Linked DNA regions of Homo sapiens: region 1 is linked to region 2. Evidence: chromatin contacts called from ENCODE Hi-C data. All regions are on one chromosome and are shown on one strand. The core of a region is the stretch at or near the end of the contact, and the rest is flanking DNA. Distances in the headings are between cores, read along the strand shown. Region 1 overlaps STX8 (syntaxin 8). Region 2 overlaps PIK3R5 (phosphoinositide-3-kinase regulatory subunit 5).

Region 1 (6,142 bases), core at 584-3,083, 510 kb before region 2:
TCCCCCACATACAAAAAATGGTAATATTTAATGCCTACAACATGATGAGTTTGGAGATAGGTGTACATCCATGAAACCATCATCACAATCTATGGAGGAGGAACTTCTTATCTCCAGTAGGGCCAATAGGTAGTTTTTGACTGAATGAAAGAATGAATGGATGCTTTTCATGAGTGATATTGTGGGCCGAAGAGATTGAGAAAAGCTTATAGTGATGAAGGATCTTTGATTTCATCCCAAACCACTAATTGAGCATCTGTGCAATGCAAGTGCTCACGACAAAGCTATGAAGTGGAAATTACTATTTCCGTTTTGCTGATTTTGAAACTAAAGACTTGGGTTATTTGGTTAAGACCGTCTAGCTCATCATAAGTGAAGGAGACGTGATTTGAACCCACACTGGCCTGGGGTCCAGGCGTATGCCTTGTCTTCCACATCAAAACGCTAGTGTCAAAGAATAAATCTTAGGAGTGCATTATGACGATGGTGATTTTGAGATTATAAAGCATTTGGGAGCTCACAAAGGAAGCCTGTGGTTTTGTAGAGGACTAGAACTATTTTCACAACTGGTTTCCCTGACTGCATCCATATCTGTGTGGCCTTAATATTGTTTGACTCACAAAGGAAACTTGTTGATCCAGAGTGAACCAGTTCAACTTTCTTCTCCTCAATCTCAAGAGTATTCCATGGAGGAAAATGTTCTAAACTGCACCTGAGCTATAAACAATTTACTCTGAAGGTAACAGTGTTAGTATTCCAGTACGTAAACCTTTAGCTAATAACAATCAAAGTAGCCTAATTTGGAAAGTACACAGAAGGTTAGAGGGAAAGCTTGTAAATGTTTTCAAAGACTCTGTATTTAATTCTATCACCAGCTAGCAAAATAAATAGGCCAGCTGCTAGCTCTGAAACAGACACGTGGTGGAAATGAAATGTTAATAGTTGAAATGCCTTGCTCATTCGAAACCAAAAGGAACATGAAGTACACTTTCTAGTTTATGAGAGACAAGGTGAAAGTTCCCAAAACACATTTGTGGTGACTGCATTTAAAATTGCTTCCTCATCTTTTATTTTAGTGGCTAATACTTTAGTGTGGCCTATGTGTGACTAGAGGGCATTTTTTTTTTCTTCCGATTTAGATGGAAGGTTTGGAAATAAATGGAGAGTGGAAATCGGGAGATGTTAAATTCTACTTTTCCATGTGTCTAAGTTGTTTGCTCTAGTTTGTAAGCTGCAGGCCAGACTTTTCTGAGGAATGGGAGGTTACTTTCAATAATGTGCTAAGATTGACCTGAGATATTTAGCCAGCACATCTGCTTGCAAGCTCTGGCCGTATGTGAGGAGCTTATACTGGAATTAATTAACTCTGTTTGGTATTCTGAAATGTTTGCTCCACATCTTGTTTTACCATCACAAAACTTACAAAATCAATTGGAACTTTTTTATTTTTACTTAAGAACTTAAAAAAAAAAGCCAGGTGAAAAAGAGAATCTGAAAAGCAGTTGTTTTCCTGCTTGAAGCAAACTTTCAAGAACGAGCATTAGAATCAGAATTTATTTTTTCAAATACTTCTTTTTAACTTAAAATGATGGTGAAGTGTAACTCTTTCATCCATTACATTAATGCCATTTTTGAAATGTTTGATTTTATTAGAAAACAAGGAGATTGAAGTGAGAGGGGTATCCTGTATGCTGAGATAGTCACAGCATTACAAAATGTTTTATGAACCAAAATGTTGTCCTAGGAACACTCTGACTTCAGAAAGGAAAAGGAAGGGAGGTTTCTGGGAAAGCTCTGCAAGCATAGCCTTGACCTGTATTTGGAGACAGTACAGCACTCGTGGTCTTAACACCATGATGTTAATGTCAGAACGTTTGGCACTATGTTGTTGCTAACCTGCTGTTCTTAAACAAGTGAGCCTTACCTTGTTACTTTTCTCAGTTAGTAAAATTGGGAAGAGGACTACCTTCTAGAATTCAGCCACAGCACCAGTGTCATGACTGTGTTCTCTCTTCCTTTAAACCTGCTGCCCTTGGCCAGCCGCGGTGGCTCACGCCTGTAATCCCAGCACTTTCAGAGGCCGAGGCAGGTGGATCACAAGGTCAAGAGATCGAGACCATCCTGGCCAACATGGTGAAACCCCATCTCTACTAAAAAACAAAAAAACAAAAAAAACAAAACAACAACAACAACAACAACAAAAACCCTGCTACCCAATGAGATGCTCAGCAACTCATAATTTATTAAAAAATGAGCCAAAGGCCAGGCGCAGTGGCTCACACCTGTAATCCCAGCACTTTGGGAGGCCGAGGCAGGTGGATCACGAGGTCAGGAGATCGAGACCATCCTGGCCAACATGGTGATACCCCATCTCTACTAAAAAAAAAAACAGAAAAATAAAACAACAACAACAAAAATGCTACTACCCAATGAGATGCTCAGCAACTCATGGTTTATTAAAAAACAAGCCAAAGGCTGGGCGCAGTGGCTTACACCTGTAATCCCAGCACTTTGGGAGACCAAGGCAGGTGGATCACGAGGTCAGGAGATGGAGACCATCCTGGCCAACATGGTGAAACCCCATCTCTACTAAAAAAAAACCAAAACAACAACAACAAAAAAACCCCTGCTACCCAATGAGATGCTCAGCAACTCATGATTTATTAAAAAACAAGCCAAAGGCCGGGGGCAGTGGCTCACGCCTGTAATCCCAGCACTTTGGGAGGCCGAGGCGGGTGGATCACGAGGTCAGGAGATTGAGACCATCCTGGCTAACATGGTGAAATCCCGTCTCTACTAAAAATACAAAAAATTAGCCAGGCATGGTGGCGGTCGCCTGTAGTCCCAGCTACTTGGGAGGTTGAGGCAGGAGAATCACTTGAGCCTGGGAGGCAGAGGTTGCAGTGAGCCAAGATCACGCCACTGCACTCCATCCTGGGCAACAGAGCGAGACTCTGTCTCAAAAAAAAAAAAAAAAAAGCCAAAACCACTGAGCCCAACTGTCCGTCAACAGATGAATGTGTAAACAAGTTGTAGTATGTACTTAAAATGGTCTATTATTCAGCCATAAAAAGAATGAAGTTTTGATATATGCGATTACATATATGAACCTGGAAGACATTCAGTGAAATAAGCCAGATACAAAAAGACAAATATTGTATGATTTCACTTATATGGAATATCTAGGATAGGCAAATTCACAGAGAAAGAAAGTAGATTAGAGGTTACCGAGGCTAGGGGCAGGGGGAAATGGGGAATTATTACATAATGGTTAGAGTTGCTGTTTGAGATAATTTTAAAGTTTTGGAAATAGATAAGTGGTGGTGGTTATACCACACTGTTAGTGTAATTAATGCCACAGAATTATATACTTTAAAATGGCAAATTGTTTTATATATAATATATATTTTATTTATATATAAATTATATATAATTTATATTTTATTTATATATAAATTATATATATTTTATATTTTATATATAAATTATATATATTTTATATTTATATTTATTTATATATAAAATATATATATTATATAGAATATATATATTATATAGAATATATATATTATATAGAATATATATATTCTATAGAATATATTATATATAATATATAATATATAATATATATATTATATATAATATATTCTATATAATATATAATATATATATTATATATAATATATTCTATATAATATATATTATATATATTATATATAATATATAATATATTATATATAATATATTCTATATAATATATAATATATATAATATATATTATATATTATATATAATATATATAATATATAATATATAAAATATATATGTTATATATAATATATAAAATATATATGTTATATATAATATATAAAATATAATATATATAATATATAATATAATATAAAATATATAATATATATTTTTTTGAGATGGAGTCTTGCACTGTCGCCCAGGCTGGAGTGCAGTGACGCGATCTCAGCTCACTGCAAGCTCCGCCTCCTGGGTTCACGCCATTCTCCTGCCTCAGCCTCCCGAGTAGCTGGGACTACAGGTGCCCGCCACCACGCCCGGCTAATTTTTTGTACCTTTAGTAGAGATGGGGTTTCACCGTGTTAGCCAGGATGGTCTTGATCTCCTGACCTCATGATCCGCCTGCCTAGGCCTCCCAAAGTGCTGGGATTACAGGTGTGTGAGCCACCGTGCCTGGCCTATTTACATATATTTATATATTTATAATATATAAATATATGTTATATATAAATATTTATTATATATTATATATAAATATATGTATATAAAATATATAATAAAAATATATAAATAATGTATTTATATATTTTATATATAATATATAAAACAAAATGTGCCATTTTGCCATTTTAGATATATATATCTCAAAACAATTTTAAAAAATTAATAGTATAACATTCCAAAAACTATGTAATTATACAGTTTAAATGGGTAAATTTGTGGCAGGTGAATTATGTCTCAATAAAACTGTTTTAAAAACCCCACTGAGTATATAGTAAGGGATTGGGATGTTCTGGTTAACTGAATCTTCTGGGTAATTAAGGATTAATATGTTTGCACTGAAACTGACCAAGTCAAAGGTACCCTTTCATGAAATATGGGGCTATGAACTTGAAAAACATGTTTTGTGCCTCATTGGTTGCATTTTCTTTCAATTATGTGTCTCTAGAAATATGACACTTTGCTATCAACAGAGCCTCTGAATAGACCGGTGTTGTCCACTATAGTAGCCACAGGCCACTTGTAGCTATTGAGCTCTTATAATGTGGCTAGTCTGAATTAAGATGTACTGTAAGTACAAGGTAACACTGAACTTGGAAGATATGGTGCCAGAAAAAAAGATTCAAAATATCTTGCCAATAATTTCTATATTGATTACATACTGAAATGGTAATATTTGGCTATATTGGGTTAAATAAAATATGCCATTGTTCCTTTTTACTTTTTCATAATTACAGACATGGTTCACATTACATTTCTATCAGACAGGGCTTGTCCAGAAATCAGACTGATCCACTCAGGGTGAACACACCTCAAGAGAGATTAAGAATCATTTCTTTGCCGGACGGGGTGGCTTACGCCTGTAATCCCAGCACTTTGGGAGGCCAAGGCGGGTGGATCACAAGGTCAGGAGATCAAGACCATCCTGGCTAACACGGTGAAACCCCGTCTCTACTAAAAATACAAAAAATTAGCCGGGCGTGGTGGCGGGTACCTGTAGTCCCAGCTACTCGGGAGGCTGAGGCAGGAGAATGGCATGAACCCGGGAGGCGGAGCTTGCAGTGAGCCGAGATCGCGCCACTGCCCACCAGGCTGGAGACAGAGTGAGACTCCATCTCAAAACAAAACAAAACAAAACAAAAGTCATTTCTGGTGACTAAGTAGAATACAAAAGACTTGCCTGAATTGTCATGGATGTCAAGAGAATTTACCTCTCACAGGATGACTACCCCCTGTTCTCTGATTCAGAGTTTTTAGAAATGGGAGACTTGGAAAGGGCCTTCTCTAACCAGGTGAGAACTCTGAGGAGTCAGCAGCCACTGGTCCTAGGAGTGCAGTTCTGTGTGCTACAGCCCTTGGGTCCATAGCACGAGTCAGCTCAACTGAAAAGCAGAGGAATGATGTCAGTATATCCTGGAGGTTAGATTGATCCAGAAGCAGTTTTTCTTTGGCCAGAGGAGCAGGAATTGCCGGAGTAGAGTTACAGCCTTCAGCAAGAAAGGAAAGAACCTCACAGGCAGCAGACACGCTTTTCAACTCTATTTTAAGAAAATTAAAAATGAGTGCCTGCACCCAGCGCTTTCTCTCCAGGACAGGCACCCGCTAGCCTTCTAGGACTCTGGGCTCCCAGCAGGCATCTTCCCTCTGTGTCCACCTTAACATAGCTCCTGGCTCAGAACTCCACTCTGTCTGTGAGCCAACAGTTGCCACTCTGTCATTTGTGTGTTTAATATCCCTCGAGGCAGCCGCAGCCACAGCCAAGCTGCTTGCCTAGGCTGTCCAAGTCATCTCCCTAGGTATTAATTATTCTTTTGGTTAGTGCTCTGGTTACAGAGTTACAGAGGGATTTAGTGGTCTACCCCAACAGCCTTTTTCATCCCGTTATTTTTCA
Region 2 (6,179 bases), core at 92-2,591:
AAGCCGATTAACTGGCTTTTGCTGGTGGAGGTGGCACCACAATTTTCCCTGTGGAGTTTGGCTGGAATAGAGCAGGTATTGTCTAAAAGTGTCTGTCTTGCTAAGTTGCCTCTTTCCTCAGGCTTTGGCTAGAGAGAGCAGGCTTTTGTGAGGGCTTTATTTTAAATCTGCACCCATTTTTTCAGATTGCTGGCTGTTCAGCTCCAAGTCTGGAATCTATAAGGCAAAAAGAGAAGCCAGGGAACTCACCCATGCCATTCCTTGTCCCCAGGGTCCCTAGCCTGTGTGCCTTCTCTCTCTCTTTCAGGGTCTCTTATGTTAGTTTTATATATATTGTTCAGGGCTTGTAGTTGTATTTCAAATGGAATAGGGAAAAGCATATCTACTCCACTTACCCAGCACCATTTTTTAATTTATATATATATAACCTCTGTTATCTATGTGATAAAAAACAAGGCATAAAATATATATTATGAAAAATGTTTAATAAAAAATAAAAATTATTCCTATTTTTACCTCCCAGATATAATTTCTGTTAGCATTTGGACGTGTAACCATGTTGGGTAGTGACATGGTTTGGCTCCGTGTCCCCACCCAAATCTCATCTCCAATTGTACTCCCATAATTCCCATGTGTTGTGGGAGGGACCTGGTGGGAGATAATCTGAATCATGGGGGCAGTTTCCCCCATACTGTTCTTGTGGTAGTGAATAAGTCTCACGTGATTTGATGGTTCTATCAGGGGTTTTACTTTTGCATCTTCCTCATTTTTCTCTGGCTGCTGCCATGTAAGACGTGCCTTTTGCCTCCTGCTATGATTCTGAGGCCTCCCTAGCCGTGTGGAACTGTAAGTCCAATTAAACCTATTTTTCTTCCCAGTCTCAGGTATGTCTTTATCAGCAGCATGAAAATGGACTAATACGGGTAGTTTTTCTTTTGACATCGATATAGACATTTTTTTTCAAACTGGAAGAACCTTAGGGTTCTTTTGGATCCTGGGGCATTTCATAAACCCAGCTCTTCTGAGCAAAGCTTCCCAAAGCAGTTGCCTCTCTGTCACTTCTCTCTCCTTAGCCCATTCCATTTGGTCTTTTCTTCCTGCACTTGTTCTTTCATGGTCACTCAAACCCTCCATGTCACCAGATCCAGTGGCCACTTCTCTGCCCTCATGCTGTAGACCTTGCAGTGGCATTCCTCACTCCCTCCTTGAAACATGCTTGTTTTGGATCCTGTCACATCGTGTTCTCCTCCTGCTCATGAGCTGCATCTTCTCAGTGTCTTTTTGTGATACTTCCGGTGCCACCTCTTAACACTGGAGGTGTTCTCCTCACTCTTCTCGCTTCACATGGTTCACAGCCTCAGTGACCACAGCACCATGTGAACTCCCAAATAGAGAGCTGTAGCCCAGACCTCTCCATTGGGGTCTGAAGGGGATAGAACTCGGACAAAGCAGGACTCTTGTTTTCCTCTCCCAAATTGTCCTCTCCCCAAACTTCTCCATCTCAGTGAATGTGATGCATCTATCTGCATTAAAGGAAAAGACAAAAGGGGATGAAGCATCCAAGGAAAAAGTGCACACCCACTTGGGGACCAAAATGTACTCAGCCATGATGCAAGCTGTACCCACTTATTATAGAGATTTTGGCCTGAACCTAAGCCTGGATTTTCTTAATCCATTTCCATCTGATTTAGACATAATGTCAATCCCTCATTCTGGCTTGTCAGTGTTGGTTTCAGTTTGGATTGTATGCATGTGTGTTCCTTTTTTCTCTATCTATCTATCTATCCATCTACTATCTATCTACTATCTATCTATCTATCCATCTACTATCTATCCATCTACTATCTATCCATCTACTATCTATCTATCATCCATCTACTATCTATCCATCTACTATCTATCTCTCCATCTACTATCTACCTATCCATCTACTATCTCTCCATCTACTATCTATCTATCTATCCATCTACTATCTATCAATCCATCTATCTATCAATCTACTGTCTATCCATCTACTATCTATCCATCTACTATCTATCTATCTATCCATCTACTATCTATCATCTACTAGCTAACCATCTATCTATCTACCCATCTACTATCTATCTATCCATCTACTATCTATCTATCTATCCATCTACTTTCTGTCTATCTATCTACCCATCTATCCATCTACTATCTAGCTATCTATTCATCTACTATCTATCTATCCATCTACTATCTATCTATCCATCTACTTTCTATCTATCCACTATCTATCTATCCATCTATCCATCTACTATCTATCTATCTATTCATCTACTATCTATCTATCTATCCATCTACTATCTAACTATCTATCTGGTATATTTGGTGAGAAGTTGGGAGAGACTGCATCAGTGCCTGATGCCCTAATGTCATAGTAAGTTGTCCATTAGAGATCTAGAGAGTTCTAGACTGGGCTAAACGGGACTCTTGACATCAGCGTTTGTTTCATAAAAAGTTGTAAAAACCACACCTGGCCAAGTATCGGGAGGAGTGTCTGATTTCAGTTCTGTCCACAAACCTGATGAGTATCTGTTTTCTTGTTAGAGAGGTTTCGCTCTAAAGCATATTCATGAATGGGATGGAGGGGGAGAATTTGAGAGATTTTTCTTGCATAATTGGGCAGGAGTTCAAAGAGAGTAAAAAGGAGACTAGTGAAGATGTGCCCGTGTCTGAGAACAATGACCTGCTGTTGGATTAATGGAGAGAAGACGGGGTGGTAAATGGTTTATCACTCTGGAAGAGAAGAAAAGCTGTGCAAGGGAAAAGATAATGGATTGGACCAGTCTACCCCAAACTTATTCTGATAGTAAAGCATCTAGAAGTCACAGTGCTCTGGAAGGAGAAAAATCTTCCTTGCCCAAAACTATGAAATATTCATATCTGTCTTACAAACTAGAAATGATTCTACCTGTAGAAAGTGAGCAGCCTGTGTCAGGCTGCAGGTGGCTCACGCCTGTAATCCCAGCACTTTGGGAGGCTGAAGCCAGCAGATTGCTTGAGCTCAGGAGTTCAAGATCAGCCTGGCAACATGGTGAAACCCCACCTCTACAAAAAAAAAAAAAAATTAGCCAGGCATTGTGACATGTGCCTGTAGTTCCAGCTACTTGAGAGGCTGAGGCAGGAGGATCGCTTGAGCCCAGGAGGTCAAGGCTGCAGTGAGGTATGATCACACCACTGCACTCCAGCCTGGGAGGCAGAGCAAGACCCTGTCTTGAAAAGGAAAGGGAAGGGAAGGGGAAGGGAGGGGAGGGGGGGAGGGGAGGGGAGGGAAGGGAAGGGAAGGCTGCAATGTCACAACTGCAATCTTTTTCCACACCCAGAAGGCTGCAGTGAGGTATGATCACACCACTGCGCTCTGGCCTGGGAGGCAGAGCAAGACCCTGTCTTGAAAAGGGAAGGGAAGGGGAGGGGAGGGGAGGGGAGGGGAGGGGAAGGGAAGGGAAGGGTGCAATGTCACAACTGCAATCTTTTTCCACATCCAGAAAAACCAGAAAGCTGCCAATATATGTGTAATTGGCCTTTCTTGAGTTTTTACATTTACATTCATTTGCTGCTTTATTCTCCTGTGCACATTGTCTAACCATTAAGATGGGCTCCATATTTAAAGGTGGTAGGATTAAACAGTCTCCCGTGTAAGTGCCCAAGGTTTAGCCCAGGTGCCCAAAGAATTCGGTTGCTGCCTGGAGCTTATTGCTTGTTTTATTGTTATAGTCTTCCTCTGGTTTCCCAGCTTGGCAGTAATTTCAGTTTGCCCACCCCTGGCTCCAGTATAGCTGCTCTTACTTGCATGGGGAAGCTAAATTGCCTACAGCATACTTCATTTACCAGCTGAGAGAATACTCTGTACCGCAGTCTCCTCATCTGTAAAATGGGGGTAAGGAGTGTCTACCTCACATGGATTTAATGACTTAATTCATAGAAACACCTAGAACGGTGCCTGCCACATAGTAAGCTTTCAATTCCTATTAGCTGCTATTATTAAAATTATTATATGAAAAGGTGACATTGTACATCCTGTTGTCTTTTCGGTACTGTACCTGGGTAGAGTGGACCAGAGAGACCTTAGTTCGAATCCTCTCTGTGCTATCCGTATGTCCTTGGGAAAGTCTTTTAGCCAACAGGAGCTGAACTTCCTCATCTCTGCAAGTTCAGAGTGTCCTAGAGTGGCTCAAAATAAATGAGATCATGTGCTTCAAGCCCTAAGCATGGTATCTGGCCCAGGGTCAGTGCTGTGTACACGTTAGCATCTTTCTCCTTCCCCTCCTTCATCCTCATCCCATTTCTTCTTGGTCTTGACCACAACTGTGGTCTTCCCAGGCATTCCTGTGCCCCTTCCTTGGTAAAGAAGGGCTTGAGCAAAGATGGGGGGAAGTGGGCAGTCTTGCCTCTGCTTCTTCAGTGTTTCTTTCTTTTGGTACATCTCTACTTCATCTTCTGCCTTCCCTGGACCTCCACACCATGTCCACCTACCTTTTCACATTTCCTCCCTCTCCTGGCCCCAGAGTCCTTCTCCTGCCCACTAGCTACCGTCACTGCTGTAACAGACTCATCTGGTGGCTAAATCATCCTCCAAGAATCTTACATCTTGAAAAATAAGCTAGGACAGAGGAAGTGAACAGCCCTAACCCAAGGAGAATGAATCACCAACAATGGAAACTCAGCCAATTTTTATGCAAGACGTCTTCCCTGGAAGCCTCAAATTACAACACTGAGACGAAACAGTACACTCAGCCCTTTAAGTGTCTAGAAACCAGTAGAAATGACTTCCTATGAACACGACATAGGAAAGAACATGGGCTTTGAGAGTCACGCCAACTTTGCACAGACTTCAAGCTCGGGCCATAGGAATTGTGACCATAGGAACTTGAGTGAATAAATGGCTTACCCTCCCTGAGCTGCAGGAAATGTGAATAATTATGATAATGTCACAGGGTGATTATGATTATCAAACTAAGTAATCAATGTCTTGGGGATTAACTGAATGTTAATTCCCAAGACAATGGGGATTGATAATTTGATAATCAATTTGATAATCAATTATGATTATCAAACTAAGTGAAAGCGCCCAACATAGTACCTGACACAGATCAGCCACTCAATAATTACCTTCCTCCTTTTCTTCCTCCCTCCCTCCCTCCTTCTCTCCCACCCTCCCACCTTCCCTCCTTCCCTCCTTCTTTCCTATTCTCCAGGCTGAAACTCATGGAGAATGAACAAATCGGGTGGTTTGTTTTTGTTGTTGAGTTATACAGGAGTTCTTTATATATTCAAGATGGTAGCCCTTAATCAGATATACGATTTGCAAATATTTTCTTCCATAACATGGCTTGCCTTTTCACTCTGTTGATTGTATCCTTTAATGCACAGAGTTTTAAATTTTGATATTTAACTATTTTTTCTTTTGTTGCCTGTGCTTTTTGTGTTATATCCAAGAAATCTTTGACAAATCCAATGTGATGAAGCTTCCCCCAATTTTTCTTCTAAGAGTTTTATAGTTTTAGCACTTTACATTTAGATCTTTGATCCTTTTTGAATTAATTTTTTATGGTATTGAATCTTCCTAACACCAGAATATGTATTTCCATTTACTTTTGCTTTTTCGTGTCCCTCAAACATTTTCTTTATAAAAATATTGCATATTTTTAAAGTTTTTAAAAAAATTTGTATTACTTTTGTTGCTGTTAGAAGTGGAATCTTGTTTCCCCAACATAATTTATTTGCATAGTTAGATAATATTGATTTCTATATTAATTTGTGCCTAACCACTTTACCTAACTCTGTTCTTTGGTATGACCATTTTTCAGTTGATTTTCTTGGGTTTCTATGAACATTTCGAGGGTGAAAAATTATGAATTATGCCAATTCTATAATTGGCAAAGCTATAATTCATGAGCCAGAATGAATGACATATGACATGTAAAGTCTCAGAAAGTACCTCACCCACATATCTGTCCTGAAACTACTCGAAATACTTGAGTGAGCAAGACATGAACCAAAATAAAGGACTTATAAGTAGGAATGGTAGGGTACAAAACAAAACAGTGAGTAATAAAATAAATGAAACTTAAAGCCACTGTCCAAAAATACTGCTGTTATCACAGTTATTACATTTAATGTAAATGTCAAAAACATTGAAAGAACTATGAAGTAGT

What was found. Hi-C counts contacts between places; a loop is a spot of excess contacts on that map. Pooled maps may share reads with other maps.
Region 1: a loop to region 2 is called in a pooled map, with 4 times the contacts of the local background. The contact joins two enhancer-like sites. A Hi-C loop is called at or near these places in 2 of 37 single-sample maps with no recorded cell type and 3 of 50 pooled maps.

The regions. Positions count from the first base shown.
Region 1 is chr17:9,427,487-9,433,628 of GRCh38, reverse strand. All of the region lies in intron 6 of STX8 (syntaxin 8), which reads left to right. Among named protein-coding and RNA genes, the nearest start is that of STX8, 150 kb to the left of the region's middle. Within about 2 kb of position 1,833, at least 3 of the 41 ENCODE cell types and tissues checked have a DNase peak (open chromatin) inside an H3K27ac peak, as active enhancers do.
Region 2 is chr17:8,921,158-8,927,336 of GRCh38, reverse strand. All of the region lies in intron 1 of PIK3R5 (phosphoinositide-3-kinase regulatory subunit 5), which reads left to right. Among named protein-coding and RNA genes, the nearest start is that of PIK3R5, 41 kb to the left of the region's middle. Within about 2 kb of position 1,341, at least 3 of the 41 ENCODE cell types and tissues checked have a DNase peak (open chromatin) inside an H3K27ac peak, as active enhancers do.